2 separate regions of the Homo sapiens genome follow, and region 1 is linked to region 2. Evidence: read pairs that join two places in POLR2A ChIA-PET (ENCODE). Cell type or tissue: PC-3. All regions are shown on one strand. Each heading gives the region's core, and the rest is flanking DNA. Links, peaks and the distances in the headings are about the cores only.

Region 1 (4,411 bases), core at 335-4,334, 870 kb before region 2:
GTTATTTCTTTTAGATCCAGGCTAATTTCTTCTAGATTTTGAACTTGTGGATCACGAATAATTATTTTTCTCATGCTAGCCAGAGCTATTCCACTATAGGCTATTTTACAATTTTTCTTGAGTCTAGTATAGTATTTGATAATCCTCAGTGTCACAAGAACAACCTTCCTCAATAGTAGCTTATTCAAATAATTAATTTGTTCTTATTGTTTTCTTGGTAGAAAAGGAGAATATTTGGCTACCCTGGTTATAAATACCCTAAATATTAGAAAATGACTCATTGATTCAGATAGACGTTTTCCCCATTTTAAAATCTCTGAAATCGGAATGCGTATTAGAATCAAAGACATCTTACATTTACAATTTTCAGTGTTTTATTCTTTCTTAGTGATACATAGAGTAATGATATATCATGCAATCAATAATGTTATCGATTTAAATGAAATATAACTAAATTAAATTTGGATTTAATAGTGATTCAACAATTTATGTTTCCAAGATTAGAAAACAGTTCTTATTTTATGGTTACTTGTACAGTCAAGATTCTTGAGCCATTTTTACACACTAAAAGCTCAACATATTTTGAATATAATAAAATAGAAAACAATATATAGTGGAAATTCATCATAGTTTAGAAACAATCTAGACATGCTGCTCAGGAAATTGTTCACTTCTGGCTCTAATCGAATTTATTTTGATCAAGGTTCTCAAGTTACTTGCTCTATTCCTGGAGGACATTTTAAAAAATAATCATAAAACATTAAAATTGATTATGAAAATAAGAAAATATCTCACATATAGGGTTTTACAGCCATGTGTTGGGTATATAAAAGCAATTTTGTAGGTGACTTTGGGCTAGTCACTTAATATAGAGTTGGGATAGTGACTGAAACATCATATTCACATAGCAATCATTTATATATGTGTATAATTGGAGAGCAAATTTCTCTGTAAGGGTAGGCTACCTGATGCTTTTAAAAATATATATGATGAAGACTGAACCAAAGTCTGTGTTTGCTGGTAAATTTCCTTGTAGTGTGCATAGGCATTTTCCATTATTCCAAAAACTCTAAAATTGCTTTCAAAATAACAATTTATTCCGAATTGTTTTTCTTGTTAATAAGTTTTTTTGATGCTTATAAAAATATTTTATGATAAATGTTGAGAAGGGTACATTTCTAGTGTGACTTCTTCATGATTTGTTACTCTTCCACCCCAATAAGAAATTAAACTCTAATTTCCTAATAATCTCTATCAGCTCTTTATGTGTAGTGCTCATGTGCAAAGGTCATGGTGGTTATAATTGATTGATTATTGACTAATTCAACAATGCATTCTATGTGTCAGGCACTCCTTAAGGCACTGAGGATACATCAGAGAACAAAAGAGATAAAAATCCCTGTCCTCATGGAGCTTACTTTCTGGAAGAGGGAAGTCAATCCTAAACACATGAAGTATGTTAGAGCATTATAAGTGCCGTACAGAAAATAAAACACAATAAGAAGGATAGAAAACTCTAGGTGAAAAAGGTTCTGTTGGAAAGAAATATTTTTCCTTACCATCTTTTAGGTTCAGGACCTGGGGTCTGCAAATTAAACTGATAAAAGATAGATTGCCAGGAGGAAAAAAAAACCCAGGTTATTTATGTATGCAATGCACATACATGTGGGAGAGCTCAGTGAGGAGTAACTTTAATGGGATGGTTAAAACTTGGGGCTTATATAACATCTCAACATAGGATGATAAATTGTGGAGAAGTGACTAGATGAAGGAAAGGGAAGGTGTGGGCTAGTAGGGGGAGTAAATTGTGAGAAGGTAAATATAAGGAGGAGATAAGGGTTATTTAGTAAGGTTTGTTATGTGGACTCAAGTTGGTGCCATCTCTAGTAATGAATCTTCTCTTCATGAAAAAGGGGAAGAAGGACATTTTACAAAGGAAAATGTATTTCCTGCTTTTAGACAAAAAAAAAAAAAAAAAAAAAGTAGGACAGAAAGCCCTTCCTCTATGTGCTGTTTCTCAATTGTCTTCAGTTCAAAATAATTCTTATGGCATATTTTTGGGTAGCATATACTAATTCCTTTCAGTTCCAATCGTAAACAGGGTATGTGGGCTAAACTTCGTTGAGAAAGTAACCTGTGGGCAAAGACTTGAACATAGAAAGGTTGTGAGAAGAAGGTTCTGGGACAAGAGAATAGGAAGCGCCATGCAAAAGCTGAGATGGAAGAGGACTGCTAGTGCTCAAGGTGAAGAAGGAAAGTAAAGGGAAGTTAGATTTTAGGCGAGCATTGGCTTTTTACCCTAAGAAAAATGGGAGAGTTAGTAGAGGTTTTTAGCCAAGAAATGGCATGATTGACCATTTAAAATCATCACTGGCAAATAACATCAGGTTTTATTGTTACATTAGCAGTTTTCTATGACAATACAAGGTGCATAAGTGGAGAGGCCATAGGTTAGACCTGCATTTTAGATTAAAACTTGTACAAAGAATTTTGGGTTGCAATGTTCTAGTCCTTGGGACACAAAATAGTCATGCCCACTAACAACCACCCTTCTTCAAGAACTATATTAAGCTCCTTAAGGAAAGTGACTCTAAATTCTGTATTTCTGTTTTTACTGTACCCTCACATACTGTGTCTGTGTGCACAGTGACTGGCACTGTTTGCCTCTCTGCAGATTGACTCATGAGGGGTGGAGGTCCTATACACATGATGGAATGTGTGCCAAGGCTCAATCTCCATCGTCCAGATTTGGTTGTTAAATGACTCAACAAAATTATTTACCCATATATTGGACCCTATGCTATGTTCTGAGAGTATAAGCATAATTGACAAATGGCTTCCTCCTCAATAAGCTCATGGCCTCATGAGGAGGTAAGAGAGCCATATGTTGAGATTTTTGCTGTTTTCACTAGACAGGAAACAAATATATCTCTGTTGTATTTTTTTTTTTTTTTGGTGAGTACTTTAAGATAATATACTAGTAGGATTTTTTCTGAAGAAGCTGAGGAAATGTCTTCTGCTAAATGTCTTATCATAAATGTACTTAGGCTATTTAAACAGTTAAATATGTAAGTGGTAAAGTTAAATTACTTAACATGTATGTGGCCCTTTCTTTCCAAAGGCTAGATATTTGCTGTGCACTCTGAAGTTGATATCCTTCATCATGCTTCAGTGACTTTAAATCTGTATTTTATGTCTGAATAATTTCTTTGATTTTTGGTTGAGTCCACTAAGAATTAGTTTGTTTTCTAAATATAAAAATAGAAAAACTTAGACTTTCTGCTTAAGATTATTTGGAAAAATATGCTTACAAGTAATTAATCCTACTATGAGGTGATTTCATAGCTATATTACTCTCTTCGGTTCTACCTAGGGTAACACAATATTTTTGCCACCTGGTAACCATTTAGTGGCTTGCTGTCTGTCAAATTGGAGTCATTAATCCAAGATCCACAAAACACTGACCTCATCAAGAACTATCAACCACATTTATCACACAGCGAGCAGTAATTAATACCCTCACTGTACATCTCAGCAGATGCCAAGTGGTAACCGTGCCCAGAGACAGAGCCATTTGGTGGTGGTCTGAGCGTGGTATTCTTTTAGGATAAATTGAGACATATTGGTAAGAAGCTTGCTGTCTATATACATGAGAAAACTAAGGACTCTCTTTGTGTATCTAGCAGTATTGCTTTGAGCATGCCCAATGGTTGTGTGGATTTCCTTGATGCACCTGGATAAAGCTAATTACCTTTGCTACTACAGTGCCTTTGATGTATTTCCCTTAAGCATTTTTCACAGAGATTTCCCATTAGGTACTCTCTCTTTCTCCTACTAGTCTGTGAGTACCTAGAAGACTGAATGTATGTTGTATTTATATTTCTAACTCTGAACCAGCACAGTTCCTGGCACTTGTTACTATGTCATTGGTACCTGTTAAATAAATGACTGACTATGCTGCATATGAATAGGCAATACACACAAATGGACTGGGATAAAGGTGTGAGCTTCTCAGGTGTAGGCTGGATGGTGTTATATTAATATTCTGGTTGCCTTGCCATGTGTTGGGCACAGAAAAAGTGCTCAATAAATACTCATTGAATGTACTTCTTGACAAGACTTCAGCAGGCTGCTCACTGCAGCCTCAACATCCCAGGTTCGAGCCATCCTCCCAACTAAGCCTCCCGAGTAGCTGGTACTACAAGCATGTGCTGCCACACCCTGCTAATTTTTGTTTTGTTTTGTAGAAACAGGGTTTCTCCATGTTGCCCAGGCTTGTCTCAAACTCCTGAGCTCAAGCAATCCGCCAGCCTCAGCCTCCCAAAGTGCTGAGATTACAGGTGTGGGCCACTGTGCCTGGCTCACCAAGTAAATTTTTAAAGGATATATTAATGTTAAAGTAAAAAGTATT
Region 2 (4,411 bases), core at 327-4,326:
TACCCAAAGCAGAGATTCTGATTTAGTAGGCCAAGGGTGGCCTACTAAATGTGCATTTTAAGAAGGCATGTCTAAGGATTCAGGTAGTAGTGTGAGAAGCAGTACTCTGTTTCTGGTACTGAGGCTAATGGTCTTAGTTGGGATAAGGAGAGTGGGGAAGGGGCAGGGGGAGATGATGAAATTCATTTATCCTCTGTGATGCTATGGAAGAACAATTAAGATCATGTTTCCTACTTGATTTTAGTTGCTAGTCATTTCTTAATCTAAGCACCCCCTATAATTTACCTATGTCATCATGCAAAATCACCATTGGTAATAATGTGGGGGCGGGGGAAGTCTATACAAGAATATTAAGGCCCTGTGCGTGAGCATGTCTATAGTTAAAGACTTAATGAGAAAGCATCAAATTGTGGTGCAAACAGCTGAAAGTAGAAGTAAATCAGAACGTAATAAGATGCAACTTTGGAGGAGCTCAAAGCAACAGATACGTTTTTATCCAAAAAGGAGTAAAACAAAAAAATCGTCAACGGCAGTTCCTTCAGATAATCAACAGATGATTCATTTGAAAACCATAATTAACTAGGTTGTTTGTAAAATAACTTTTTTCAATTTATACTTTTTAATGTTTATTAAATTACTTTTCTCTATAGATATGCAGATAAGATGTTTTAAATGTGTAAGTGGTATAAATGTCCCATGTGTCTTTTATTCTAGAGCATAAGAAAAGATGGGAAGCTACCTCAAACTTGTTTTGAGGCAAATGTAGTATGAATCCCTAAACATAACACCAGTACTGCTAAATGACAGTTATCTAATCTCACTGATGAACAAGAATATGAAAATTATAAAAGGTCGAATTTATTTATTATGATAAGAGAATAATACCCCTCCACAAAGGGTATTACATGACCGCAAAGAATGGCAGTTCCTAGTACTCTGACGTTCCACAGTAGGCTAAAGAAGAAAAACTGAACATTTCAAGAAATACCACAATACCAAAAAAAGCATTTGGTATAGTTTATCTCCTCACCAGTTGTGAGCCTTTTGGTTGTTTCCACCTTTTGGGTACTGTGAATAGTGTTGCTGTGAAGGATTCACAAATACACATCTGTTTGAATACGTGGTTTTATTTCTTCACTGTATATTCCTAGGAGTGGAATTGCTGTGTCATATGATAATTTCTCTGTCTTTGTGAGGAAACATTGAACTGCTTTTCACAAAAGCTGTACCATTTTACTTTCCCAGCGGCGTATGAGGGTTCCAATTTGTCCACATCCTTGCCATACTTATTTTTTGTTTTTTTTCATTATAGGCACCCTCCCGCCCTCCACCCCTCCCAAAAAAAAAGAAAACCAAAATATAAAACAGACCTTGTTGTACATCAAGGACATCCACATGACTCAGATAAAGGGCTTTGGACTTAGACAAATGGAAGTTCAAGTCTTGGCTTTACAATTGAGTAACTGTAAAAGCTTGAGCAAGTTATCTCCTCTGATTCTCAGAAATGTGAATAATACCTGTTTCATCATTCTTAAGTGTTTTAGATATTATGTAACTGGTATATTTTACATATAATGATATAAAAAGCAGTTATATGGACAAATAAACAGGCATGTTTATGAAAGAACATTTTGAAAAATGAAGTATTAAAACCAGTTGTAATAACAAGATATACTTTTGAAAGTGGTTCTGGCCCACAAATAGCAATGATCAGTGATACAGAATAAAGAATATTAATACAGTTTGGTGATTGTTTTGTGTTTCCAGCTGCCTTTTGCAATTTTTGTTCTTGGCATTTAACCCAATTTCTAGATGTATTAGATACATACATATTTATAGTTTTAAAGTTTTGTTCACTAGGTGTTCAGAATAAGACTCACTGTATTATAAAACAAACACCTCTTTAAAAAATCTATTAAAGTAGCTTTCTACAACATGGGGTTAAGATTATTAAGTGACATTGGGATACATGAATAGTGATTTAAAAAACTGTTAATCACAACTTCTATAATCTAAACATAAGATGGATGAAAATCTTACATTTTGTAAAGGGTTAAGCTATTGGAAAACTTTGCAAATAGGCATATATATTACTGGTTGAATCTAAAATGTTAACACTGTACAACTCCAGGGGGTACCATTCATACTGTACTCTGTATTCAGCATAGCACAGCACAGAGTAAGTATAGTATAAATGGTATCCCCTGAGTTGTATAGTGTGGTGGCCAGGATTAGACCTTAAAGAATAACCTTTTTTTTTTTTTTTTGAGACAGAGTCTCGCTCTGTCGCCCAGGCTGCAGTGCAGTGGCTTGATCTCAGCTCACTGCAAGCTCTGTCTCCCGGGTTCACGCCATTCTCCTGCCTCAGCCTCCTGAGTAGCTGGGACTACAGGCGCCCACCACCACACCTGACTAATTTTTTGTATTTTTAGTAGAGATGGGGTTTCACCGTGTTAGCCAGGATGGTCTCGATCTCCTGATCGTGTGATCCGACCACCTCGGGCTTCCAAAGTGAGAGTAACTTTTTAAATTCATAAGCAAAATCGTAAAGGCATTGATTGAAACTGTTACGTAAAGTAAGAATTCTTGTGCTTTGAAAAGGAACAAAATTTTAAGCACATTAGCATTTGATGTGTGTTTAAAATATTTGCATCAACATTACAAATAATGTATGTTGTGCATCATCAACTCATATCAGTAATGAAGATATTAAGATTTACTGTGATGAGATGGAGAATATGACACACTGACTCTTAAAGAGGCAAAAATTGGAAACAACTTGGGACAATTTGCATTACTTGGACTCTTTCAGAAACCTGTTGAAAGTTTTGAACCACTACTTCAGAAGAATGCTTAAGAATTTTTGGTTTTCTGTACTCCAGAGTTCCTTTAAAGCTCTAGTGTTTTAGAAACATGAGTTACTACATTTAATGTAAATTAGAGTGAGGAAATGAAATGAGGTAAAATATGTCACTTAATCAGGAAAGAGAGGTGGGAGAGAAATACAGAGTAGCCTCCAGAAAGTTGAGAGCTTGGATTTCGAAAGTAGAATTTTCGAGCTTCTTAAATGGCTGGGGAAAAGAAACATACAATTATGTTTTGCCTTGAGTCCCAGAAGTCCTCCACCCCCCACACCCCCAACTGTGAATGTAGAGGGTGGGACATCAAGAAGTGGAAATACAACAAAAGAGACAATTTGGAGAAGGGATGGATTGATACAGCACCAGATAAGTAGGTTTGCTTAAGCATAAGAGAAGGAATAGGCAGAAAAGTGAAGAAAAAAATAAAGGAGATTAGGAGCCTGAAATGGCCTAAGAGCCCTGTCAAAACTGAAGGTAAGGATTCTTACATGTAAAGGCCATAGGAAATCTTTACAGGGTATTGAAAAGAGGAGCTGGGATTTCGAAGGTGACAGATTAGCATATAACCAGTTGTGGTGGTTATAGAGACTTGGGTAACAAATTGGGGAGGGCGGAGAGAAAGAGAACAAGCTGGATGCAGTTCACCTTTCATATCTGTTAATATACTGTTTTCAAGTATGGATGAGGGGATTTTAAATTTTTATTATTTTTTAATCATCTAAAATGGCAAGACTGTCTTTACTATTAAGTATTTGTTGACGAAAAGAAATGTGTTTGTACATGTCTTTGCTTTAATAATGGAAGTTTACAAAGAAGTTGTAGTTTTCCAGCTGTTGCATATGGAGATTGAAGGGCTTGAATATCCCAAGCAGCAGACAGTACAGTATCATAGAAGCCTAGTTGGCATTAGCTAGAAATACATATGGCCTTCCACACCTAGCATTTGCTGGCAAATGAAATAGTAGGGATGAGGTTGACTTTATGGCTGGCCTACTGATCACATCTGGAATGTTTTAATGGATTTCTTTTTTTACTGAAAATGTATGCATATCACTTGTTGGCTGCATAAGAGTACTAGTACACAATTAACAATATAATGCCCTTTGATCTAGTTTCATGTTTAATCTATATTATTCATTAATGTTTATTTTCTGTTGCTCACTGCGTTAGGTAAGGCATCCTAAGAGGTTGTATGAAAAAGTATAGAAGGATAAAGTACATAGAGAATGTTTAAGCTGGCAGATACCTATCAATTCACAATACTTTTTTTGAAGACAAACTTAGGAATGATTACGAACGAAGAAAACCCTCTAAATTCATAGATTTGATTGCCATGATTTACAACAGTGCTTTCCAATAAAAATGTAATGCATACCACGTATGTAATTTTCAGTTTTCTAGTAGCCACATTAGAATTTAAAACAAAGGAAATGAATTTTAAGATTTTTAAACTCAAATATGAAAAATTACTAATGTAATATAAAAATTAATGAGATATTTCATAATTTTTTTGTACAGTGTTTTTGAAATGTAGTGTTAAAATATACACC

The links. ChIA-PET counts read pairs that join two places held together with the same protein. Peaks named below come from ENCODE experiments on the same cell type or tissue, not always from the same donor. Only the 100,000 strongest peaks of a DNase experiment are listed, where the experiment ranks them.
Region 1: POLR2A ChIA-PET joins it to region 2 with 5 read pairs; 3 of 35 experiments call an interaction of 5 or more read pairs at or near these places.

Annotation. Positions count from the first base shown.
Region 1 is chr2:180,131,250-180,135,660 of GRCh38, forward strand. No RefSeq gene overlaps it. Among named protein-coding and RNA genes, the nearest start is that of EPCART, 8.3 kb to the left of the region's middle. In PC-3, for the core only: no CTCF peak of the experiment used is centred there; a DNase peak (open chromatin) is centred at 2,702; H3K27ac peaks cover 1,468 bases.
Region 2 is chr2:180,998,306-181,002,716 of GRCh38, forward strand. The region is part of intron 3 of UBE2E3 (ubiquitin conjugating enzyme E2 E3); the gene reads left to right. Among named protein-coding and RNA genes, the nearest start is that of UBE2E3-DT, 19 kb to the left of the region's middle. In PC-3, for the core only: no CTCF peak of the experiment used is centred there; no DNase peak of the experiment used is centred there.